Linked DNA regions of Mus musculus: region 2 is linked to region 1. The links are chromatin contacts, found by POLR2A ChIA-PET in ENCODE. All regions are on one chromosome and are shown on one strand. The core of a region is the stretch at or near the end of the contact, and the rest is flanking DNA. Distances in the headings are between cores, read along the strand shown. Region 1 holds the start of Setmar (SET domain without mariner transposase fusion). Region 2 has its middle 32 kb from the start of Setmar.

Evidence for each region. ChIA-PET counts read pairs that join two places held with the same protein, here RNA polymerase II (POLR2A).
Region 2: POLR2A ChIA-PET joins it to region 1 with 21 read pairs in Patski. The contact joins the enhancer-like site here to the promoter of Setmar in region 1. POLR2A ChIA-PET finds 5 or more read pairs at or near these places in 3 of 5 experiments (Patski and embryonic stem cell).

The regions. Positions count from the first base shown.
Region 1 is chr6:108,061,661-108,069,282 of GRCm38, forward strand. Setmar (SET domain without mariner transposase fusion) reads left to right here and starts at 3,385. Exons shown (of 2, transcript NM_178391.4): 1 at 3,385-3,579. The coding sequence starts at 3,421.
Region 2 is chr6:108,093,655-108,101,276 of GRCm38, forward strand. No RefSeq gene overlaps it. Among named protein-coding and RNA genes, the nearest start is that of Setmar, 32 kb to the left of the region's middle. Within about 2 kb of position 5,022, at least 1 of the 3 ENCODE cell types and tissues checked has a DNase peak (open chromatin) inside an H3K27ac peak, as active enhancers do.

The sequences.
Region 1 (7,622 bases), core at 2,135-4,634:
GAAATCTATGCGGAGATGGGTTGGCTCTGCACTTTACACTAGACCAGAAGATCCCATGAAGTACTGACAGTACCTTTAGAAAAACAACTTCTATTTGTATATCATAACGTCTGAGATAGTATGAAAATGTTGACCATCTAGAACATGAAGTGAAAAATAAAAATATGTAAGTGTAAGTTCAAGCCATGATTTTCAAGGTCAAGCCCAGCTTTTCAAGGTCAAACCCATCCTCAGAGCCTTAAGGCTTGAATTCACCTAATACTAAATGCATTCATCTTTACCATGAGTGAAATCAATTGCTTTCTGGTGATACTACAGGCTAAATAAATTAATAATTTCCTTTTACCTCTTCACCTTTATATCATAGTATATCATTATTACACACACTATCTAGTATTCAATCCCAAATATTATAGCTAATTTGCTAACTGCAATTAATCTTTATGTTTTTTGTTGTCTTATCAACAAAAGAAGTAATGTATTTCATTATACAAAACTGAAAGGATAAAATGGGACAATAGATAAGATGGTTTACTCTGCTGAAAACATTTAATATCCACAAGGGCACAAAAACACCATCATGATTTTGTAAAATACAATTCTCAAACCATTTTAATTGCTTGCTGTATTTTTCTTTGTGACCCACATGCCATACATTATAACATAAAATTTTAATTGCTAAAAGACATGATTTTCTATCTAATTGATATTACTTTTTTAATCTTCTTTTTGTTGCTATCGTTTTTTTTAATAACTAGGTTTTATATTGTAGCCCAGGTTAGCCTCAAACTTGGAGACTATCCTCCTGTCTTAAAGACATCTCAATAGATTAACAAGAATCCTTGTCCTACATTTGAATCATCCTCTAAGAAGATGAAAAAGATCACAGACAACTCTGTGACCTACTGAAGGTATAGCTTCAAGCCCTGCTCCCATAGGAAAGGGCACATGTGACATCTCTGTTAGTGGCTATGGCACTTGTCCTATAAATTGCTTTGAGCCTGATGTCAAGTGTGGCCAGAGATTGCACTTTGATCCTGATCACTTAGATGACTCTAAAACAACAACAACAACAACAAAAAAAAAAAAAAAAAAAAAAAACTAAAACCCATGATGGGTGTTCCAATGACCATGTTATGGCTACAATGTAAAACCTAATTATAAAATTCTAGGGTCTCATTTCTTCCCTGGTCTATTAAAGTCATCTTTTTAAACTATGCTATTCTCTATATCCCCAATTGTTCTTACTGTCATTGCTACAGTTTGAAGACAGGTTTCTAATTATTTCTATTGCTGCTTAAAACTAGAACTAAGTAAGAGGTGATAAAAATGAAAACTACTATGAAGATAGAACCAAGACTTGAGCACAACTATCTCCTTATTATGCCGGCCGGGGGGATGGGTGGGAGGTAAGGACGCTCTCTGCTTGCTGCTTGGATGCTCTGTTAGATTACCAATAAAAGTTTGTCGAGGAGTCAATTAGTTCTAGTCATTTTAAGCTTAAGGATCCTATAAGTCAGAAAGTAAAAGCATCCTATATTCATAACTGAAGTAGAGAAGAAGCTAAGGGCTGGAGACTGCCATCCTAGTCCTTTATGTCTGAAACCATATTGGCAGGGGAAGGTCATGCACCTGACCTGGCTATGCCAAAGGCTGAAGGAGGAGGATCCGTTAAACCTACACATCGAGTACAGGCCTTGGCAAAATATCAAGATCCTATCTCAAAATAATGATAACTTCTGGATCCTGGTTGTCTAGTTAATGTTTCTATTGCTGCAACAAAACCCCATGACAGACGATAAATCAAGATAGAGTCACTTGTCACCAAGCTGAAACTAACCTGTCTATGTAACCTTTTGCAGAAATAAAGAACTAAAGAGATAACAGACAAATATCCCAGGATAATAAAATTCCTCTGCCTTAATCTTAGCACACAAACATTACTCTGGTGCTAAGCAATGATTTATTTTCCTACTGTTCTGTATTCCTGCCCATGCCTTACAGGGATAGAGTAACTATGAAAGGACCATTCTTCTTTTGTTTATTGCTTCTGCTTTTCCATCTCTTCTCTTCCTATACAACCAATGCTACGCTCAGAAAATCAGAATGCTTATTCTACCTTACAGGGTGAAATGTTGTCCTTTTTCTAGAATTGAAAATAAAGCCAATTAAGACATTTAGATGCAGTGGTTCATGCAAGTAGTCCTAATAATCAAGAGGATGGAGAGTTCAAAACCACACTGGGTTTCATACTAATAACCTGTCTTGAAACAAATCTAGCTAAATACACACACACACACACACACACACACACACACACACACACACACACCTAAGTATATAGAATATATTTATTTATGCACACATACATTTGTAATTTTTTTCTCTAAAACACAAAGATGAAAAACCTAAGATCCTGCATTTTGTAAAGCTGCCCCGTTTGTATGGATCTGTAACAATTCCAGAAGCTAGAGTAATTTGGTGACTTTCATAGATAACTCAGGAACAGCCTACCTGCAAGCTACTCATCAACTACTCCCTTCTTCCTCTGAAACCTCTAAGAAGAAATGCCTGCTCTGCCGTGAAGGCCCTTTGTCTGCCTGTCTGTCTGTTTGCCTGTGTCATCAATGTATCTTCTAATGAATCTCTTATAAGGACAATCTATTTCAGTGTCCCCCTTTAGCCTCCAAACTTTTGGTCAACAAGAGTGGATGCCCTGTGGGACCCTATTATCACAGAAAGCAGTGAAGATAGAAAATTAGAAGAAGAGGAGGAGGAGGAAGAGGAGAAGGAGGGGGAGGAGGAGAAGAAGGAGGAGGAGGGGATAGAGGGAGAATAAGAAAAAGAAGCAAGACAAGCAAAATGGGGAGATTTGGCAATGTTAACATTTTCCACCAGATACAGAAACTCTGGCGTGATCAGTGAGTGACTCTACTCAAAACAGGTTTTTGTTGTTTTGTATAATGGGACAAGGTGAGCTTACAAGGAGAGGACCTTATCAAAAACAAATTCTGTGCCAGTCACCCAACTTCTCCGCGGGTTCTAGATCTTTATATTCTCTGGACTGTATTTTCTCCCTCAGCTTAGACGATACATTTCCAAACACCTACTAAACCCTCAAAGGCTGAACAAACAACCAGGCTTCACAAGGTTCCCCAGAAAAAAACGAAAACATTTCAAGTTCTCCAAATTTTGTACCTTTTGTGGTTCTGAAATTATCAGCTATGTATCTAGTTTAAAACAGTGGGATCCAGAGGAAAAGCACCCCAACGACGCTGAGGGAGGTATCTCCCTCACCTGCAGCCTGTTGGGACGGAAAACTACAACTCCCATGAGGAAGTAGGGCCGCAGAATCCACAACTCCCAGCATCCTCCCGGAGGCCCAAAATGGTCAGGCGAGTAGTCGAAGCGAGACCATAAATGTCTGCGGAAGGTGTGGAGAAGCTTTCTCTCGAGATAGCAGCATCTGAGGAGGAATCTGTAGCCCCGACAGAACAACAAGATGTAGCGTGCGGCCTGGAGAACTTGCCTGTGAGCTTGTGGCCTTTGGGGGCGGAGCCCAGGCCTAAACCTTTCCAGGTAGAGGCAGGGCTAAGTGGCTGAAAGGGCTGGGGGTGGTGCCCTTTTCTTTGGGGGCGGAGCCAGAGGGCGGCGCTAGAGGGCTGTCCCTTTCCCCCGGGGGCGGGGCCAGTGCCCTTTATATGGGGGCGGAGCTAGAAAGCAGCTCACCGATCTTAGGGGCGGTGCTAAAGGGCCTGTCTATTTCCCTTCTCTCCCCAGGCGGGGCCAGCGCTGTTCTAGACTGGGTTGGAGGGATGTCCTGTAGCCCCACAGGGGCTGACTACAAGACTCCTCTTAATTCTCACCAAGGGGAGCCTGCACCCTTCCATGTTGGGGCGGAGATAGAGGCCTGCGGACAGCCTCCATGGAAGGAACCAGAGAGCTGCTTATATCTTGAGTAGTTGAGGCCAATGCCCATGTAGAGCCAGGTCTAAAGAGCTGGGGGGAGTAGGAAGCTGGGGGGGGGGGGGGTGAGTAGGAAGGGGATTGTTTCACACTTCGCTGCAGAGCAGAATTCCAGGGCTACTCACTGCCCCCGGGGGCGCTAGAGCTCTTTCCTAGAAGCCAAGAAAGAGAGACACATAGCTCCCCCACGTGGTAGTAATTGTCAAATTGGCTGTAACAACAGGCTTCTTCCCCCCCACACACACACACACACCCCACCCCACCCCCGATATTTTTATTTTTTTTTTATTAGCACACGGGGTATCTAGTTTAACTATGGCATTTTTAAAATGTTCATTAGCAAATGTTGATTATACATAATAATGAGTTTTGTGATGACATTTTTCCACATATGCACAGAAGGTGTTTTGATGATATGCACCACCACCCTCTCTGGTCCCTCACCCTCTCCCAGTAATCCTTCACCTTCCTGGCTAGTGCCCCTTTTATCTTTCATCTCGCTGTGGTGAGTGTGTGTGTGTGTGTGTGTGTGTGTGTGTGTGTGTAGGAGACAGAGAGCCAATGAGTTTCATCAAGGTTGTTTACTGGAACTGCAGTCTTCTTGACGTCTTACTATTATTTACTCTTTGAGAATCCCATACAATATGTTTGTCATCCTTTTTCCCTCCCCCAAATCCTCACAGATCCTTGCCCACCTCGCAATCTACCCAATTTCATGTTCTTTCTCTCTCGAGGGGGAAATAAGCTGTTGGTCTGAAAGAAAAGTTCTTAAATGGACAGAATTTAATATTTTTCTTTGAACCTGTAATAAGACCTTAACAAGGATTCTTACCTTATACTGTCTGTAAAATAGCAGTTCCCTAACATGTGTGTGGCAGAGGCGTGACTTTTCAGAAAGCTTTTTCCCCCTGTCTGGCTTGTACTCAGAACTTACTGAGGGATCAGAGAAAACCATCTCCATGTCTGGTCTCGGCTATCTGACATGTAAGAAAGGCTTGGTTATGAATCTCAGCCCCTGGAGTCAAACTTAGCTGAGGTCTCCGCCATGCTGAGAGATCTTGGACACACATAAATTAACTTCTTCAGATCCTCAGAAGCCCTAGAGTTTAAGTCATAGACCCTCTTCTCAGCTGCTTGGGAATTACTGTTCCTAGTGCTCTGTAGGAACTCAATAAATGGCTGCTACCTCAAAGCCCTACTCCACCCTTCAACCCCTCAGACCATGGCCTAAGTTGCTTATGGAATAGGGAAAGACCAAAGATGCTGGCAGAGGGGTGCCCCCTCGGATGTCAGACTTAAGAGTATGACTTCAGCATCTTACCTACTCCACAGAGTTTGTTGTTTTCGAAGTGAAAATAACTTTAAAATTGTATAGCTTTCCCCCATCCAGAATAAGAACAAATTAGGGCTGCTCTTTCTTCCTTCTAGGATTTTATGAGCAGAAAATGGGATAATACATTCTATAGCAGATTTCAAAAGGTGAAGCAGGATTTCAATGTGAGAAATAGCGCCCTCTCATCTATGACTCATAGCCAGCAACACACATCTGCATTTGCATTGACAGTTTATTAATAACACAAGTAGATAATACTCCATGTACCAATGAGCTCTTAAGGCTTGGTCAAGATCAAACATTCCAGGATGTCTGCGAAGACCACCTATTTTTTTTCTTTATTCATCAAATAGTCGAGTGACTATAATATACCAGGCACTGTATTAGACGAGGCCTAGAAGATGACATCATTTGATTGAAGAAGACAGCATCCAGTTGCTTTTTTTTTAAGCTAGAAGTATCTAACATGAAAGAAAAATATTGCTCCATTCTTAAGTAACTCCAATAAATACTCATTAAGAACTAAAAGTATGCCAAGTGATGAGTTGGAATACAGAGAATAAGAAAACATGCCCCCTGCCCTCAAAGCACTAACAGTGTGATGATCCTACACTCAATTTTAGCTCGTTGTGCTACTGAATAAAAGTGTGTGTGTGTGTGTGTGTGTGTGTGTGTGTGTGTGTGTGTTTCTTTGCCATCTTCTCTAAGGCCTATCTATAAAAACAGTTGGTCTAATGCAATCTCTTAATTTAGCCTACTTTATTTTATGTGCAAAAAAATAACTAAGAATAACTTAATTAGCTAGACACTTGCCTATAATCTCAACACTAGATGTGGAAACAGGAGAATCGTGAATGTAGGAGCCAAGCTAGTCTTCATAGCAAGACCCCGTCTCCAAAGCTAGTTCCTAAGAAAGTAATTCAATGACAAAGTGCTTTATGCTCAAGTTCCTGGGTTTGCTCTCCTGCAGCATCAAGAAGTTGAAAGATTCTCTATAAGTATCTTCTTTAAACTCCTTACAGTCATTAGTGTCCATAAACTCAGGGGATTTGATGTACTAATCATAGTTTCCAAATTAAGTCCTGGTCTATTTTTTAAGAGGAGGGAGAAGGGGAGAAGAAGAGCCACGTGATTGATTCTTAGGCCAACCATTGAGGGCATACATGAAAGTCTTGAGAATAAAACTATTGGAGAAGGATATTCCTGGGGTTGTAAAATGAGATACTAAACAAAGCAGAGGTCACTCAGCCAGGCAGTTTTACTTTGGCAAAAGGGTGCACAGTGGCCCACACTAGTCGAGCAATCACTCCAAGGTGGGAGTACAAGTAGCTAAGTCTCACTCCATTGGTGACAGTTCAACCTCACAATCTGACATGATTGGCTAGTTCCTAATGGGTGCTATAGCAGGGGAAGGCTGCTATGGAGAGTTCCAAGAATCTCTACCATCTCTACCAAGGTGTGGCAAAATGGACAAATTTACAAAAGTTTTACAATAGGGAGGAGTTTATAGAATATTGGCATTTTGGGAGGCTAGCTCTCTCTGATAGGAAAAAGAAAAAAAAAACTGCTTCTCAGAAAAGATAATCCACATGCTTAAAGACAAGCCTCAAAGTTGCCCAGACTGTCTAGTGGTACCAGTGATATAGGATGTGTGTGTGTGTTATGGATGTTAGGAATGCAATCTAGACTTAAACATGTGCTACACAGATGCTCCATCACTGACCTACATTCCCAGCTCATCTTCAGCTCATTTTTTTCCCCACTGAATTCCACATACATAAAAGGAATCTTACAAAAAGTCAAACTAGCATACTTGCTGCAAACCCTGGCTCACGGGCTCACACAACCATTAAGGCATGAAAAACTCAAGGCAAAAAATAATTTTATGTCTGCTTTGCTCTGGGGTGCCATATAAAGGGAAAAGGGCATACTGAAATGTTCAGATTAGAAGCCAGCATATCCTCACATCCTTGGAGTTGAAAGCCAAGGAGAAAATAAACTAATTGGTTTTCTTGAGCCAAGTCAGGTCTAATCATTTGTCAGGTCCCTCAGATCAACTGCAAAGGTTATTTTTAAGATCTCATTGGGCCTTGGTCAGAATTAGGTGGCTCCCAGTCTCCTAATAGCTGCTAGAAGCAAAACTTAGGACATGAGAGGGCAAGTCCAAGGATTCCTGTAGCTGGGTTTTGAACACACCCAAAAAAGGAAGGACGTACTTCCTTAAGTATCCCTAGGATTCAAGAAACTTCCTTAAGAGTCATGCTCATGTGTAAAGTCCTAGTACTTCGTACTTGTACTTGAGTTTCTGGGGCTTTGATACATA
Region 2 (7,622 bases), core at 3,772-6,271, 34 kb after region 1:
AGGCTGGCATTGTTGCCAGAAAAGCACATCTGCCAAATTTGTTCTCGTCAAACCCAAGTCCTGGCCACTAGAACAGCATTTTAAAAGGAGACAAATAGGAGAGGAGACAAAAAGAAAAACATGATCAAACAGGGACTTGGGCAAGCATGTCTCCCCACAGGAAATAGCGGGACCTGGGATGATGAGACCTGGGGAGATCAGGGCGAGTTCTGGTATTTTAAAGGGGAGCTAGAACCCTAGCTTTTATTTATACAGGTTAGGCTTTTTTTTTTCCATTTCTGCTATGAACTTATATATAAATACAGTGTGTGTATTTATATATACATACTGCTTTCCCTTTTTAATATTCCAAACAGATAAAAATGTGTTCTTTTCACCACATAATAGTACAGTATCCGATTTTAAAATATCTTTAAATTTTTCTCAGAGTCTGGGGACTAGGGAGCTAGCTCATCCGAGGAGATTCCCTGTAAGTATAAGTTCAGTAATGTGGGAATGAACCTGTGTTCTGTCTCCATAACCCACATAAAACTCCAGCTGTAATGAGACATACTCATAATCGCAGCATTGGAGGCTGAGGGGCTGGGGACAGGTGAATCTAAAGTCTGAATCTCGGGTTTGCTGGGCACACAAACGTTACTTTTACTTTGTTCTTTTCTATCTACGAAGAAAGTCATTTGAAATACTCCAGCCCCAGTTTCAGCCCGTAAAGAATGTTGCTCTGGGGACACAGAGTAAGAATTCACCTCTTGTCACAGTGCCAACCTGCTTATAAGAAGAGTCTTGCAGAGATTACAAGACATAGAAGTTTGGGAACCATGATCATGGTACAAACCCTCCAGTTTCCAACAACAACAAAAGCACATGGCAAGTATAACCTAAAGGCTACATAGCATCAGGAAGTTTCTAGAAGATCCAGTTTGTCCTCAATCACATAAATATTAAAACCTCTGGTCATTTAGCAATATTTAGTAAGCAGCCACTGTGTAGGAGCCACTATAGAGGAGTTTCTATCTATACTAGGGCTTATGGTAGCTACTGGTGCTTGAAGCATTATAAAGCCTTGGTTTCAGGGACTAGAGAAAAGAATCACAGCCTGCTCAGTTCATAGCGCCCACTGAGGTAGCTCACAACCACTTGTAACTTCAGCTGCAGGAAATCTAATATCCTTTCCTGGTCTCCACATGCACCTGCAGTAAATAAGGTGTGCATGCTAGCACATGTACATGTATACACACATACACACACACACGACACTTTAAAATAAAATAACCTACTTATATCAGGTTTTCAGGTTTTCTTTGGCTGGCACTGCCTTTGTACTAACTCCCAGGGGGGTCTACAACAGGTCTGTGCCAAAGGTGATGACCCTTCCCAACTGTTTTTGTTTTGTTTTGTTGCTACTCAAAAAAGAGGCAAGAAATACAAACTAAGGAAGTCCCGAATAACAAGGCCACCAGAATGATCCAGGAATAACTCACTTAATCTAATGTCTCTATGCAGAGTTTTCCAGGAAGCCCTCCCTTCCATTTCTCTGTAAGAGAGAGGGTTCAATATAATTCAAATCCACTTTTCACACATACTACAACCTAATCTCCCAAGAGGCAAGAGGTTTCACAGCTAAGAAGGTAAGAACAGAAACTTCGGGCTTATAATCCCAGGACTGATTTTGATCCAACAAACTAAGTCCTCTGAGAGAACACTCAGGAGAATGGATTTTGAACAGTCTCTTTAAAAAGCGCTTCTAGTACAACAAGTTGGGCCTGGTCCGGTGACCAATCCTGCAGATCCTAAGATGGAATCAAGGGATGAGGTGTGGGGCTATGATGAGACTAAGTAGCATGCGAGGCCTCTCTGACTCTCAGACCATGCTTGTTAACTCTCAGAGGCACATGAGGTCAGAGCGTGCCTGAATGAGCCAGATGTAGAAAAAGTCAGTTTTATTAACTCAGCAAGGGATCCGGCTTACCAAACCACAGGCGGAGAAGCTGTATTAGAACTGCAGGCATTTAGGAGGTCACTGTCAATTGTGGGCAGAGGGAAGGGTGGAAAGAATCTGCTCCAGGGCATGGAACTGATTAACAGGGCATCATTTCTGCAAACTGGAGTCATTTGCAACCAAGAGTGAACCAAGTTGCATACCCCAGGCTGCTATTTCAGCCACAAAAAGCTGAGAAGACTGTACGCTGGACCACAAGAAGACCTGGGCTTGATTTCCTCACCACCACCACTGTCCAGCCCTAAGACAGCTATTCCTGAACCCTGCAGTAGAATTTCCCCTCTGCTGAGCTCAGCTGGCTCTTCTCAGACGCAAAGTAGGAGAAAGTACAGCAGAGTCCCTGTGTCGGGGCATATAACATGGGTACACCCTTTTCTGTGCTGTCAACTGCTACACAAGGCTAGCGATATCCATCACTATTAAAATAATTGTGTGTTTTAATATACCATATGGGCCCCAGGAATGTATCCTACCAACATATTGCCACAAATTGCCAAAGATAAATAAGAAAGAACTGGTCTGCTGTTTTAACAATGAAGATTTTTTTTAAAATACGCAGATACTTAGGGTAAAGGAATGTTTAAATCAAATCAATTGTTTTAAAATGAACTATACCTAGGCTTGAGAGATGACTCAGAGGTTAAAAGCTGCTGTTTCAGAGAGCCCAAGTTTCACGCCCAGGACGAGTGAATCAAACCACCTGTAACTCCAGCTCTAGGGGATGTAACACCATATTCTGGCCTCTGCAGGTACCTGCATTCACATACTCATACAGACACACACTCATAATTTAAAGCAACAACAATAATCTAGGGGTTGGAGAGATGGCCCAATGGTTTAAGAAGTGCAGAGGATTCAGGTCCGATTACCAGCAATCACATGGCAGCTGTGAATCACCTGTAACTCTAGTTCCAGAGAATGCCACCCATCCTTCTTGGCCTCTGAGAGCACATATACTCACATGCACATATACACAGACACAAGCATATACAGAGACACAAGCATATACACATGATTTAAAAATGAAATATTTTAAAAGGTGCACTTTAAAATTTTAAGAAGGAGGGGTTGGAGAGATGGTTCAGTGGTTAGGAGCACTGTCCCCTCTACCGAGGACTGGGGTCCAATTCCCAGAATTACATGGCAGTTCACAAGTGTCTGCAACTCCAGTTCCAGAGATCTACTAACCATCCCCACACAAACATACATACAGGCAAACCACCAATGCATCTTAAATAAATAAATACAAACCTTAAGTGAACTTAAAGATGAGCCATCCCCACAGCAATACACAGCACCGTCACAAGCTGTATAAGATATAGTATTATCTAAAGATTCTTTTTCTTTCAGTGCTGGGTATCAAACTCTCACACCATCACAAATGTTAAGCGGGTGTTTTTTCACCAAATTATATAACCCAGCTCCATCTTGTTTTATAAAAGCAAGGTTTTATACTATCCACATCATTTCTATGTATGAGCACAGACATAATTGTGTGTATCAGCTGATTCTGTCCAAACTAGCATACATATGTAGTACTGTTTATAAATGCATAGAATAATCTGGAAAGAGGCTATTGACAATGATAACCTACTGCCATGGGTTTGAAAGATCAGAACTTACAGAATAAAAGAGAAGCACCAGAGAGAGAGCAGGGGTGGGGGTGGGGCAACATTTTATGTTGTATTGTTTGTTTGTAAAAGTCTCTCTACATAGCTAAGGCTAGCCTCAAATCAACAGTCTCCCTGCCTCAACCTCTACTTACTCCTTTGAGTTGCTAGTTTTACCCCAGGTATTGATTACATATGATACATTTTTAAAATACAGATTTTTCTGGGGGAAACTTGATAGCTATTAATAATACTTTCTTAAGATTACAATATAATCACATCATTTCTCTCCTTTTCTCCCTCCCATATTCCTCTACTTGTTCTTTTTCAAATACATAGCCTCTATTTTTCATTAATTGTTGTTCCATGCATATATGCATATATGTTTATTTCCCTAAATATAACCTGCTCAGACTCTATAATGCTACTTGTATGTATGTTTTCAGGGACCTTTGGTATTGGATAAGCAGTTGGTGTGCTCTTCTCTGGGGAAGAGCATTTCTCCCGCTCTCAGCATTCCAATATTCTTCCTGTAGAGCTGAGGCCCCGTGGGCTTTCCCTGTGCACTTTGGAATGTCCGTTGCTCACCTCACATTACTATGCAGTCATGCTGGTGAGACTTTATGGGTGTAGCTTCTGACATGGGAAGACACAGTTTCCCAGCAAACCCTCTACTCTCGTATCTATTGTGACCCTTCTGCCCCCTCTCCTGCCATGTTCTCTGAGCCTTAGGTTTGGGGATGTTCAGTAAATTCAGACTCTGAGACTAGGCTCCCCAGCTCTGCATTCTGACTGGTCGTGATTCTCCATAATGGTATCCACCCACTGCAAAGACAAGTTTCTTTAATAAGGGATGCTAGAAAAATAATGTTTCCAAAACTCCAAATGAAAAGATGAGGAATCATTTCAAAGCTCTCTTTCTGCCTATTCTTCACAAAGCTAGCAGCTGGAGCAGGAGAGAGGATGGCTCAGCAGACAAGAGCACTAGCTGTTCCAGAAGTGGACCCAAGTCTGGTTCCCCGAACCCACAAAGTGCTCACAACTGTCCTGGAGCTCCAGTTCCAAGGGATTTGACCTTGGTGGGCACCAAACACACTGGTGATGTACACACACCCATGTAGGCAAGACACTCACACACATAAACTAAAAACAAATAAACAAATAAAAACAAACACCTGAACATTGACCCAAGAGAAGATGTACCCCATCTCATTTAGCTTCTTCCTCTTAGCAACCCTAAATCCACAGCACCCCTAAATGAAAGGTTCTTCAAATTTGCAGACGATTTATTAAAAAAACAGTAAGAAAACAATAAAATAAATAACTACAAAGCCCATCTGGCCACTAGAGGGAGAACGTTACACATAAAAGTACTTTTGGCAGCCACCTTACAGCTGAAATGTGGCCACAGGAGGAAGTGCAAATGTTGCCGCCCACAAACACTGCTAAAAGCTCAGAGACCACAAACAATGGCCACTGGGTTCCAGTCTTTGCCTTCCCTTATATGTCCCGAAGCGAAGGCCTTCGCTAATACGATTATACACGTGATTGTGACTGCCCTGATGGTGGCTTTCTACCACTATCACTCAACTCTTTACAACTGTTTTGGAACAGAAGCAAAGGGCCCCAAACTATTTCTTAAGGAACAATGTTCCATTTTGAGCCCAGCAGCGGAGGTAAGAGAATAGGAAAGGTCAGCCTTGTTTCACAAAGACCAGGCAACTGAACTGTACACTTTTGCAGACTTCGAATGAGCCCAGTGAATACACTCTTCCCCTTGCTCTTCAGAATGGATTTCAGCCCCTTCTGTCAGTTTCACTCAGTTCACGCACTTGAACACAAATGAGCTGACAATGTATGCTGTGGTTGCCATTATTTCCAGCATTTATCTTTCTTTCTTTCTTTTTTTGTTTTTTTGAGACAGGGTTTCTCTGTGTAGCCCTGGCTGTCCTGGAACTCACTCTGTAAATCAGGCTGGCCTCGAACTCAGAAATCTGCCTGCCTCTGCCTCTGCCTCTGCCTCCCAAGTGCTGGGACTAAAGGCATGCGCCACCACTGCCCGGGTGACAAATTCTTTCTTGAGAGTCATCTAATTATTTGTAAAAATAAGTGGTACATTTGGCAGGGAGGGGGAAGATGGGCTCAAAGTGTGTCTTTCCAAAAATGCCATGGTCTTAACCTCCAATGTCTTATTAACTCACTGGAGGAACTGAGATGTGGCAAAGCAGAGACATTCCAAGTTGGGACTGGATTTAAGGCAAGTCAAGGGTCTATGCGTACATCACACTATACGACCTTAACAGCCCAGCCTGGGTTCTATGTCATCTATACATATTTTCACTTGCTTTTCAAGCCATAAATGGGCTGGTGAACTCAGTCAAAGTCATAGATCTAACAAGCGGTGGGACCAGATTTTAAATCATTGAATTTGACAGCCTGAAGTTAATGTTCTCAGCCACCTCCCTCCTGCCTGTTTCTCCCTACGGACCTTTTGCTCAGCCTCATAATTTCTCAGACTCCATCCATGTTTCCCGTCACCAAAGGCACAATAAAGTCAAATATCCAATACCATAGCAGCAACAAAAACAGTAAGTCCTGAGCCTACCTCATCCCACAGCTGCCCCAGGGCACCTTGCAGACACTTAAGAGTCCTAGTTTCCTACATGCCCACTGGGAATAATGACCCAAAACAACTAGTTCCTCCCACCACTGTGCTCCAGATCAAACTAGATCATGGGCATTAAGCACTCCTGAGCACCTAGGAGGTGCCTGAAATTGCTAGCTGCGAAGTATAGTAATCAGAAGCCATAGCACCAAGAAGTCAAACCTCAGCAGGGAAGAGCGAAGTGGGTGCTTCAGACTGCAAGAGCCTGGCCCTTCTAACTGGCTTTGTAATACAGCCATCTCCTAAAGAGAAGACATTAAGGACACAGAGGGTCCCAGACCATTGTCCCCTCGAGTGAAGGCTTCCATGTTGAGAAACCTTCCTTGACATGTGGAACACTTGTGGGAGTCTGACATTAGACTGATTCCAGCTATGAGACTTGTCCATGCACCACATGATGTTTCAAAGGCTATGTGGAAGATGTGACGTGCATGGCAGCTTCTTGGAAGGTCATTTAAGCTGTTCTTAGAGTAATTTGTGCTCAGTTCTTGCTGGGCTGTCTTCAGAGGGGTTGGAGAAGGGTGAGTCATGTTCTTCAAAGACAAAGACAGGTAGTTACTGTGGGACCTGGCTTCTCTCCTAGAGAATTCACTCTCAAAGTTCTCACTCCTAAAAAAGACAGAGAACTCAAAAGAAGCTATATACCATGAAGTCTCTTGAAAATTCTATAGTACACTCATGTGATACTAGGAATGAAGAAGGAGGAAGAGGAAGAGGAGGGGACTACTACTACTACTACTACTACTACTAGTAATGTTGAAAATACTGCTGACTCACTGACCCTGATGATGCTGGAGAAGCTCAGAGCCCCAAACCATAACACATGAACTGCTGAGCTAGGAAAGCCCTGTACCCTGTGAGTCCTTTCTCCCAAACCCTAATTGTCCCCTTGAACAACATCTTAACCTTTAAATGTGGGAGCTGATGAAGTTAGAACGGAGATCCTGGACCTGTAATCACAGCAAAAAGGATACATTTAAATCATGAGGCTGAACTAAACCAAACTCAAATCAGCTCAGAGAACAGTTCACCGGCTGGCCAAGATCTCACCAACCAAGATGCTGCCCCTGCTTTCCTGCTCTTTGCTAAATTGCTATGCTCCTAAGTAACTTCTCCTTTAATTGAGATGCTGAGGATCAAACTAAGGGCCTTGGACATGCCCGGTAAGCACTCTGCCAGGGAATTACAAGGCCAGCCCCATAAGAGGCACTTTCATTGGGAGGTAGGTTAAAGAGGATGAGCTTCGGAATTACAGACAACGGCAAAGACCAGATCCAACTTTCCTTTTGTATAGACACTTTGTGCAGCAGACAGACCATTGGGCATAGGAGGGATTTGCCAAGTCAGG